Linked DNA regions of Homo sapiens: region 2 is linked to region 1. Evidence: chromatin loops called from intact Hi-C (ENCODE). Cell type or tissue: dorsolateral prefrontal cortex. All regions are shown on one strand. Links, peaks and the distances in the headings refer to the core of each region. The heading gives the core; the rest is flanking DNA.

Region 1 (4,395 bases), core at 131-4,130:
ACAAATTCAAAGCATCTCACTGCAGTTCAGAAATCACTTGACCTAAAAGCAGACAGAAACCGGATTGGCTGCAGCTTCCTCTCTCCAAATATGAGGTAATTGGAGCACTGCCCTCAGTAACACAAACAGAAAGCAAAAAGGAGCTAGAAACCAGGGGAGGGGAAAAACTAGGGAGGGCCAGGAGGAGGAGGGAAAATGTAAGTGTAAATTGAAAATGGAGGGAAAAAGAAGAGAGGCCGTGGCAGAAGGTAACGTGGAGGAAGGAGGAGGAGAATAGTACCAAAAAGGGAAAAAGCAAACCAGCTCGGCTGGTACTAACCAGCAAGGGAAGGGAAGGGCCCGGGCCAAGAAGAACCAAGCCTGGTGAAGCTGCAATTATGGCTCCCAAACTACAAAATGAAATAGATTTTAAGTGTTGCACCAAGATGCCCAAAAGAAAATATCAAGCAGATATACATATTCTGAATTTTTTCAGGTCAGAAAACAATAAAATTATTTTAATGAAATTATAACCTGAAGAAACCAGAGCCTTCTTCTTACAGTTAAGAAAAGGAACACAGACTTTAAAGATCTAGCCTTCTGGAGCATTTATTTCCCTCCTTTTTCCTATAAAAGAAAAGAAAGATCTGTTAATTCTGCCAGCCAATGACACAGACAGGAAAAATCTGGAAGTTGGTTTTGAGTACAGTAAATGAGTGCTTGGTAAAAAGAATACCACTTCTAAATACAACAGATGAACAGGGTCTCTGATGAACAATATTTGACAAAAATGTTCAATAGTAATTATTGATGCTGCCACTGCTAACATCTAATATATTTTTTGCACTTGCTGTGTGCCAAGCACTGTGTAAAGTTATTTACATGGACTTTCTCATTTAATTCTTACAGTCACTATATGAGGTCAAAACTATTATTTTATATTTTATCGGTAAAGAAACTGAGGTTTGGCCAGGCGCAGTGGCTCACGCCTATTATAATCCTAGTACTCTAGAAGGCCAAGGCAGGCGGATTGCCTGAGCTCAGGAGTTTAAGACCAGCCTGGGCAACATGGTGAAACCCCGTCTCTACTAAAATACAAAAAATTAGCTGGGCACAGTGGCATGCGCCCTTAGTCCCAGCTATTCAGGAGGCTGAGGCATGAGAATTGCTTGAACTGGGAGGTGGAGGTTGCAGTGAGCCAAGATCATGTCACTGCACTCCAGCCTGGCCAACAGAACAAGACTCTGTCTCCAAAAAAGAAAAAAGAAACTGAGGTTTAAGAAAGTTGATTAATAGCCCTAGGTTACACAGCTAGTAAGTGACAAAGCCAGAACATGAACTTCTGTTAACTTTAAGACTTTTAATTTCAACCCCAACTACTCTCTTCTAACTACTGCAGTAGTGGAAATCTGTACTCAGTTGCCAGTTGTGTAAAATAAGAAGTTCCCCCACTGTTCTGAATTGGTAATTAGACTGCATGGACCAAGAGCTCAATCAAAGAGATAACACTTGTTGCCATTTGGGAGTAAGAGAAGAAGCTGCCAAAAAGAGGTTCAGGTGGTTTTTACTCCCATTGCAGTAGGGCAGGAAGTCTGAATTTCAGACTGTAAAAGTCGGATTCAAAAATCACCTTGTGATGTCAGTGAAGATTCCTCCACCCCAATTTTTTTTAGTATAGTATCTGCTATATGGGAAAAGACTATAACCCAAAGGGCTGTGAATGGAGAATAAAATTATATATGTGTTTCTTTCCTATTGCAGTTATTTATTCTACAACAAAAGGATCCAGGCCACACAGCAGAAAGCAGTAGCCTGCCTGGTTCCATGCAAGCCATAAAGACTTACACTAGCATAGCCTTAACTATCTTTCCTGGAGACCTGAAAAAAAAAAAAAAAAAAAAAAAAAGGAAAAGACCACAAAAGGAAAGCAACAAGAAGCCCTAAAGCAACGGCTTTTACACAATCCCTTCTAAGACCCTCCTGATGTCCCATCTGCCTCACAACTGCAGTAGGTGTTCTTCCCCTAAGCCTTATCCTTAAGGCTGACTGCAAAACTGCAGCACCATCTTATGGCCATCACAAACTATAGTAAGAAATAAGCAGAGAGCATGGGAGAGAAACTCATGCTACTGCAAATCATTTAATTAACAAAGAATCTGACATTACAATATGAAGTTCTCTAGGCAGGTACCAGGCCTTCACTCCTCCAGTGAAGAAACCTGGAACTATGGGAACTTTAAGATGCACTTGAATTTTATGAATGACATACAAGCAAACCAAAATCCTGAAACTAATAAACTTAGAGGCAAGAGAAATAGCTGCTTAATATGACTACTACTGCTGTAGAGTTTCTCTGAGAATTTACTTCTGTGAGCCTATTCTTTTTTTAAAATTTCTGCATATGTCAGACCAATCAGACCTTCATTTCCTTCTGCTCCAGAGAAAAACTGGTCTAGGGAAGGAGCAGAGATTTCAGTAAGGTGGACCTAGGTTCAACTTCCCAGCTCATAAGTTAAGTAACCTAACTAGTTTATTAGATGGTTCAGTTTCCTTACTTGTAAAATGTGCATACTACCACCTACTTACTGGGATTGTAGACAAGGTTAATGAGATAATGTCCATAAAGTACTTGGCTCAGTACTTGACCTACAGTAAATTTCTTTTCTTCCCATTTATTACTGGAACTAAAAGTTATGAGACATCCCCAGCCCCCGGGGGGATCCTAAGATATAGATGGTCCCTGACTTAAAATGGTCCAGCTTATTTTTCGACTTTCCAGTGGTGAGAAATCCATATGCATTCAGTAGAAACTGTACTTCAAGTACTCACACAACCATTCCGTTTTTCACTTTCAGTACAGCACTCAATAAATTACATGAGCTAGTCAACACTTTACTATCAAACAGGCTTTGTGTTACATGATTTTGGCCAAATGCTCAACGGTTAGCTAATATAAGTGTTCGGAATACATTTAAGATAGGCTAAACTATAGTTTTCAGTAGGTATATCAGATGTATTTTCAACTAAGTTAATTCTGATTACGAGACCTTTCCCCAAGACCTTTTCTCATCTAACCTGGTCTCTTAACACAAGACTTGCTGCCTTCTGGGAAAGCACACTTTGAGGCCTATACATTCTTTATGCCTTCTCCTTTGGCTTTTTGTAGATAACTGTTTACTGCCCACAGGTCTCCCACAGAGACAGCCAGAGTGAAAGACTCCAAAGCAAAAGAACTCATTCATTCATTCATTCCAAAAACACAAATGGTGCCTCATCTATATGCCAAGCACCAAGTGCCATAAAGTGCACAAAACTGTAAACCTCAAGTCTAGCCAGCTAAGACCTCCCATTTTTTGAAAATTTCAAAATGCTAGGCATACACTAGTATTTAACAAACATTTGAGGGTTGGAAAACTAGTTTTGTCAGATTCTGCCTATAAAGAGTTTATAGTATCTTTTAGAAGAACTATAAATCTTAACCTATACCTTAAAACAAGCTTGGACAAAGCCAAAAGACAAGAAATCCTGGCCGGGCGCGGTGGCTCACGCCTGTAATCCCAGCACTTTGGGAGGCCGAGGCGGGTGGATCATGAGGTCAGGAGATCGAGACCATCCTGGCTAACAAGGTGAAACCCCGTCTCTACTAAAAAATACAAAAAATTAGCCGGGCGCGGTGGCGGGCGCCTGTAGTCCCAGCTACTGGGGAGGCTGAGGCAGGAGAATGGCGTGAACCCGGGAAGCGGAGCTTGCAGTGAGCCGAGATTGTGCCACTGCAGTCCGCAGTCCGGCCTGGGCGACAGAGCGAGACTCCGTCTCAAAAAAAAAAAAAAAAAAAAAAGAAATCCTATCTGGGTGTGTAACCCAAAAAAGTCAGTCGGTCTCTGTGTTTCAGTTTCCTTATCTGAGAAATGGGCATAAGAAAACAGACATTACAGCCTATTTATTTGGTCTACCTACTCCAAAGCTTTGAGAAGATCAAATTCATGAAACAATCCATTCATTTAATAAATATTTACTGACTGCCTATTCTATGCCAGGCAAAGAAAAGAACAAGAGACAAAAATCCCTGCCATTGTTAAGCTTACATACTAATGCAGGCATCCAGGCAGCAAATAAACAAGTAAACATGTAATATGTCAAATAGTAGTAAATGTTACCCAATACAATACTGTAAGTCATACAGTACCTTTGAGAGCAATTTGGCAAAATATAGGCAAACTGAAGGAAAGTATATAACCCAGCAATTCCAGTCCAGGTATCAATCCCAAAACCCTCTTTGCTATAGGCACAAGGATGCATATACACAGATGTTCACTGTAGCAATGAATGTTTTATTCATACAATTAAATAATACGTTACAAATAATAGATGTGTTACACAGCTGCAGGGGTCACCACTTACATTAAATTAGTTAAA
Region 2 (4,395 bases), core at 302-4,301, 66 kb before region 1:
GGGACAATTCTGCAGTTCTCGGGATCTACAATGCCATGCATCATTCCTGGAGACAATACTGCTTCATTAGTTAACAGTCCTTCTTTTTTAGCTTCTGCCAAGGTCAATCTCTGACCAGAAATGAGATCCACAAAGTTTCCAGTAAAGGCCTGAACCTCCTGGATTTCTCTTTTCAGGTCTGAGGTAATAAGATCTAATTTTATGGCTTTAGGGAGGGAAATATTTTCCTTCGTTTCAGGATTAAAAATCTGATGGATGTTTAAGTTCTCAACTCTTTTGAGTTTCTCGGCTAAATCTTCACCAATTAAGCCATGTCTGAAGGCATTATCAACAGAAAGTCTCATCCCAGATATATGGTGAATGATACCTCCATCTACCACTTGCTTAGTCAACAAACGAACGGCCTCCTCTCTCTCCAAAAGACCTCTGTCAATGGACTGCACAACTGTTAAAGGTGCTTTACTATCAGGGTCTATAAGTCCTGTTGTTTCCATTTGTAAACTAATTAATCTCTCCCTAACTGTTTTTTCAGCATCTCTACCTTTGGAAGCTTTCTCCAGATTTATAAGTTCTGGCTGGTCAGCAACGTCCACCAAGCCAAGAGTTGAGGCCAAAGTTACTGAAACTTTTTTGCCTCGTTTCAGATCAATAATTCCACCAGTCACCACCTGCCTCTCTAAAATTCTGGTGGCTGTTTCCTTGTCAAGAAGTCCAACTGTAACTGCATCCTTTACAGAGCACAGTGTCTGGGTACGGGGGTCTAAGACACCACTTATAGCTTTGTCTGCCATGAGGACATTATGTAATAATTTCTCATCCATCAGACCTTCATTAATGACTTCTTCAGTTGTCAAAGACTCACAAGTCTGAGAGTCAAAGAACCCCTGAAACATGTTCAGCTTCTCCATAAGCTTCACGGCAGTGTGACTTGGCACAATGCCTCGGGATATTGCTTCATTTAGTAAGAGCTTTTGACCTGTTTGTTCATGAAAGATACCACCATCTAGTAACTGTGCAGATAATACATTTAAGGTAGCTTCTTCAAGCAATTCTAATGGATGACTGCATGACAGAAAAATTTCCCTGCCACTATCTTCCTCATCGGTCTTTTCTGACATCATCATACTACCACCTGCGATGTTCTGTGCTTCTTGACTTTCTTTATGGTCATCCTTAGCCAGAAATGTTTTCTTTAACATTTCCTTTTTGTCCAGAGGATGAACATTCCCATCAGTTTCAGACTTTAGTTCTAACTTTATACCTAGAGTTTTCTTTACCTGAACTTGTAACTTTTTGCTTTGGGGTTTTATGTGAGATCCTCCAGTTTCATCATGAATATATTCAGTCTCAAGAGTGTGTGCTTGTTCATTCTGACATGTAAAGGAAGTGTTTCTTAGAGGTTGATGTTCTTTCTTTGGTGTTTCAACAGAAAAAACATCTTTGTCAACCACCAACGGCACACCTTCCGCCTCAGCAGGAGGTATGGTCAGGAGGTGTCCCCTGCTGGCATTTTCTCTGACAGACACTGCTGTTTGGTCTTCCCTTTGGGTACCTATCAACTGCCTTTGTACCTCTAATTTGACTTTATTTATTACCTTCAAAGCATCAATGTTTGGATTTCTCTCTTTTTGTTCTACAAACAGATCCTGTTCAGGGTTCTCTACAGAAGAATCTTCTGTTTCTACAGTGGTCTTTTTGCCTTTTTCTGTAGTGCAATCTTCCCGATCGGGATATTCTTTGTTCTGAGAAGAAAACTGGAACTCAGGCAGCCTCACAGTCCACCCACTGCTGAAAGTTCCTGAGATTTTCACATTAGCTGATTCTTGCAATCCCTCAGGAGTTTTTTGCCTTTGATGCCCAATTTCAACCACTTTTGGAGGACTTGTTTGATACTCATCTCTGGATGTTAGTGTCTCCATCAGCTCTTTATCTAACAGAAGCAGCCTCTGTCCATTTTGCACATTAATATAGCTGTGAGTCATCAGCTGGAACAACAGATTCTCACTCTGGCTTGCTGTGGCCTTAGGGTGGCTCTTGCTGCACGGTAGAACTGCTGCTCCAGGATTAATATTTTGTTCTGCAGAGTCTGCTAGTTGCATGTGGGGCATCACATCAGGTATACAAATCGATTTTAAGTTATTGGCAAGATCTCTATCCAGGATACCACTTTCTATTGCTTTCTTCCAGGACAAAATCTCTGTGGTTGCTGGTAGAAACAGAGCCTTAATATGCTGTCGGTTACTAAGGATTTTATGTGCTAGTTCAGTAGACACAATACCTTGTTCTAGGGCATCTGTAATTGGGAGGATCTCTCCAGATTCAGGCCACAGCAACCCCATGAATGACCAGAGGGACTCCAGAATCACAAGGGCGATCTTAGCAGCTACTAGATCATTGCTCACTGCTTCATCTATTGTTAGCCTTTGCCCCGTGACAGTGTCTATGATGCCTCCTGTCTGAAGCTGCCTTATGAGGATAGCACAGGCCATATCTTGGTCAATCAGATTATGTCTTACAGCCTCTTCCACTGTAAGTCTGTGTCCTGTTCTTGGATCTACTATGCCACCAGCAAAAAGCTGAGCTTCCAGCAACCGGACAGTGACCTGCCTATCTATTAGCCCTTCCTGAACTGCACGGAAAATGCTAACCTTCCGGCCTGATTTCAAGCTCACCATCCCCCCTGCCAATTGTTTGACAGGCAGTAATTTGAATCCTGATTCCTGGTGGACAATACATCGCTGCATCAGATCCAGCAAACCAATTTTCTCAGCTGTGTTAGGGTCTATCAAATTCTTGGATGTTCTAAGATAAGACTCTAATACTGAATGAAGCCATGCAGAAATGAGGCCTTGATGAAAAGCCTCTTCCAGGTTAATACAGTTCTCACTAGGGGAAAGACTGAAACCTCCAGTTGCCAGGTGAGCTTCTAAGATTTTCAGTCCAACTGTCTCACTGATTATTCTCTTTTCAATTGCTTCCACCACAGAAAGAGGGCCTCTGCTCTCAGTAAGCCTGCTTATTAAGGCCAGGGCATCCTGTAGCTCCCGGAGCTGCTGGTACATCTGGGGATTAATGAGGTTTCTGGCTATGCCCTCCTCCAAAGAGAGGTTTTCACCCGTCTCAGGGGCAATGAGGCCAGACATGATAACCTGAGATTCCAGAAGCACTAGGCCTGTGTCTTGGTCAAGGAGGCCCTTTTGCATGGCTTTGAAGATGGGAAATATCTCCACTGTGCCTAGGTCAATCACCCCAGCAACTGCTCTGCATTCCTAAAAAAAAAAAAAAAAAAAAAAAAAAAAGGAAAAGAGAAGAAAAAGAAAACTGAATCAGAGCCAATGGCAAAGCACAACTATTGAAAGGAGTCATTCAAAGAACTATAGTATACAGGCCAGGCACAGTGGCTCACGCCTATAATCTGCCCAAGGCAGGCAAATCATGAGGTCAGGAGTCTGAGACCAGCCTGACCAACATGGTGAAAAACCCGTCTCTACTAAAAATACAAAATATTAGCTGGGTGTGGTGCGCACCTGTAATCCCAGCTACTCAGGAGGCTGAAGCAGGAGAATGGCTTGAACCCGGGAGGTGGAGGTTGTAGTGAGCTGAGATTGCATCACTGCACTCCAGCCTGGGCAACAGAGCGAGACTCTGTCTCAAAAAAAAAAAAAAAAAGTACTACAGTATATAAAATTCTGACCACAAGGAAAACCCAGCATGGGATAAGCCCCAACATGTAGGAAATATTCTGAAGCAAGCCACCCGGTGTTAAGACTAAAAAAGAGTTTTTCTAAACTGCAGAATGTTTAATAGGTCAGAAGTTCCTAGATTACTTGAGAGATAGTGGCATTAAGCATATCTGAGTGACAAGCTCTACAGGGTGGTAAGCAGTGAAAATGATAGGATTTAATCTTATTTCTAAGACTAAATCATCATAAATGTTCTTAAAGACACGTAACAGTTCCCCCAAAGTGAGAATTCAACGCCATACAACAAGTTTTTGGTGTTGCAAACCACACAGAAGACTCTAGAAGTAGCAATTCCCTGCTGATGAGCACAGCAGGACTGGTCCATAGAATAAGAGAGATTTATGCAGCCCAGAAGCTCCAGAACAATTGTGCATCCCAGTAAACAGGCCTGTGTATACTACTCAAGCAACTATTTAGCAAGTGGGATACTCATATTCTTGGACAATGCTAGCTTCTCCCAAGGCAATGGCTCTAAATTAAGTTAGTTCTAGGTCTTGGAAGTAGCAAGTCAAGGAAGAAACAGATTGGGGACCCTTGCCTATGGAACCACTAGTAACTTTTCTTCTGATCCAGGCTAGAATGGGTAGTACAATAACCATGACTACAGCTATCACTTATTACTAGATCTACTGAACACTGACATTTAATTCTC

What was found. A loop is a pair of places that touch in the nucleus more often than their neighbours do. Peaks named below come from ENCODE experiments on the same cell type or tissue, not always from the same donor. Only the 100,000 strongest peaks of a DNase experiment are listed, where the experiment ranks them.
Region 2: it touches region 1 in a loop (2.8-fold over the local background); 4 of 110 quality-filtered maps call a loop at or near these places.

What each region holds. Positions count from the first base shown.
Region 1 is chr1:39,264,085-39,268,479 of GRCh38, reverse strand. All of the region lies in intron 6 of MACF1 (microtubule actin crosslinking factor 1), which reads right to left. Among named protein-coding and RNA genes, the nearest start is that of MACF1, 62 kb to the right of the region's middle. In dorsolateral prefrontal cortex, for the core only: CTCF peaks have their summits at 1,814 and 2,033 (motif pointing left); no DNase peak of the experiment used is centred there; H3K4me3 peaks cover 885 bases; H3K27ac peaks cover 1,891 bases.
Region 2 is chr1:39,330,077-39,334,471 of GRCh38, reverse strand. MACF1 (microtubule actin crosslinking factor 1) reads right to left here. Exons shown (of 101, transcript NM_001394062.1): 37 at 1-3,269. Among named protein-coding and RNA genes, the nearest start is that of MACF1, 130 kb to the right of the region's middle. In dorsolateral prefrontal cortex, for the core only: no CTCF peak of the experiment used is centred there; no DNase peak of the experiment used is centred there; H3K27ac peaks cover 2,701 bases.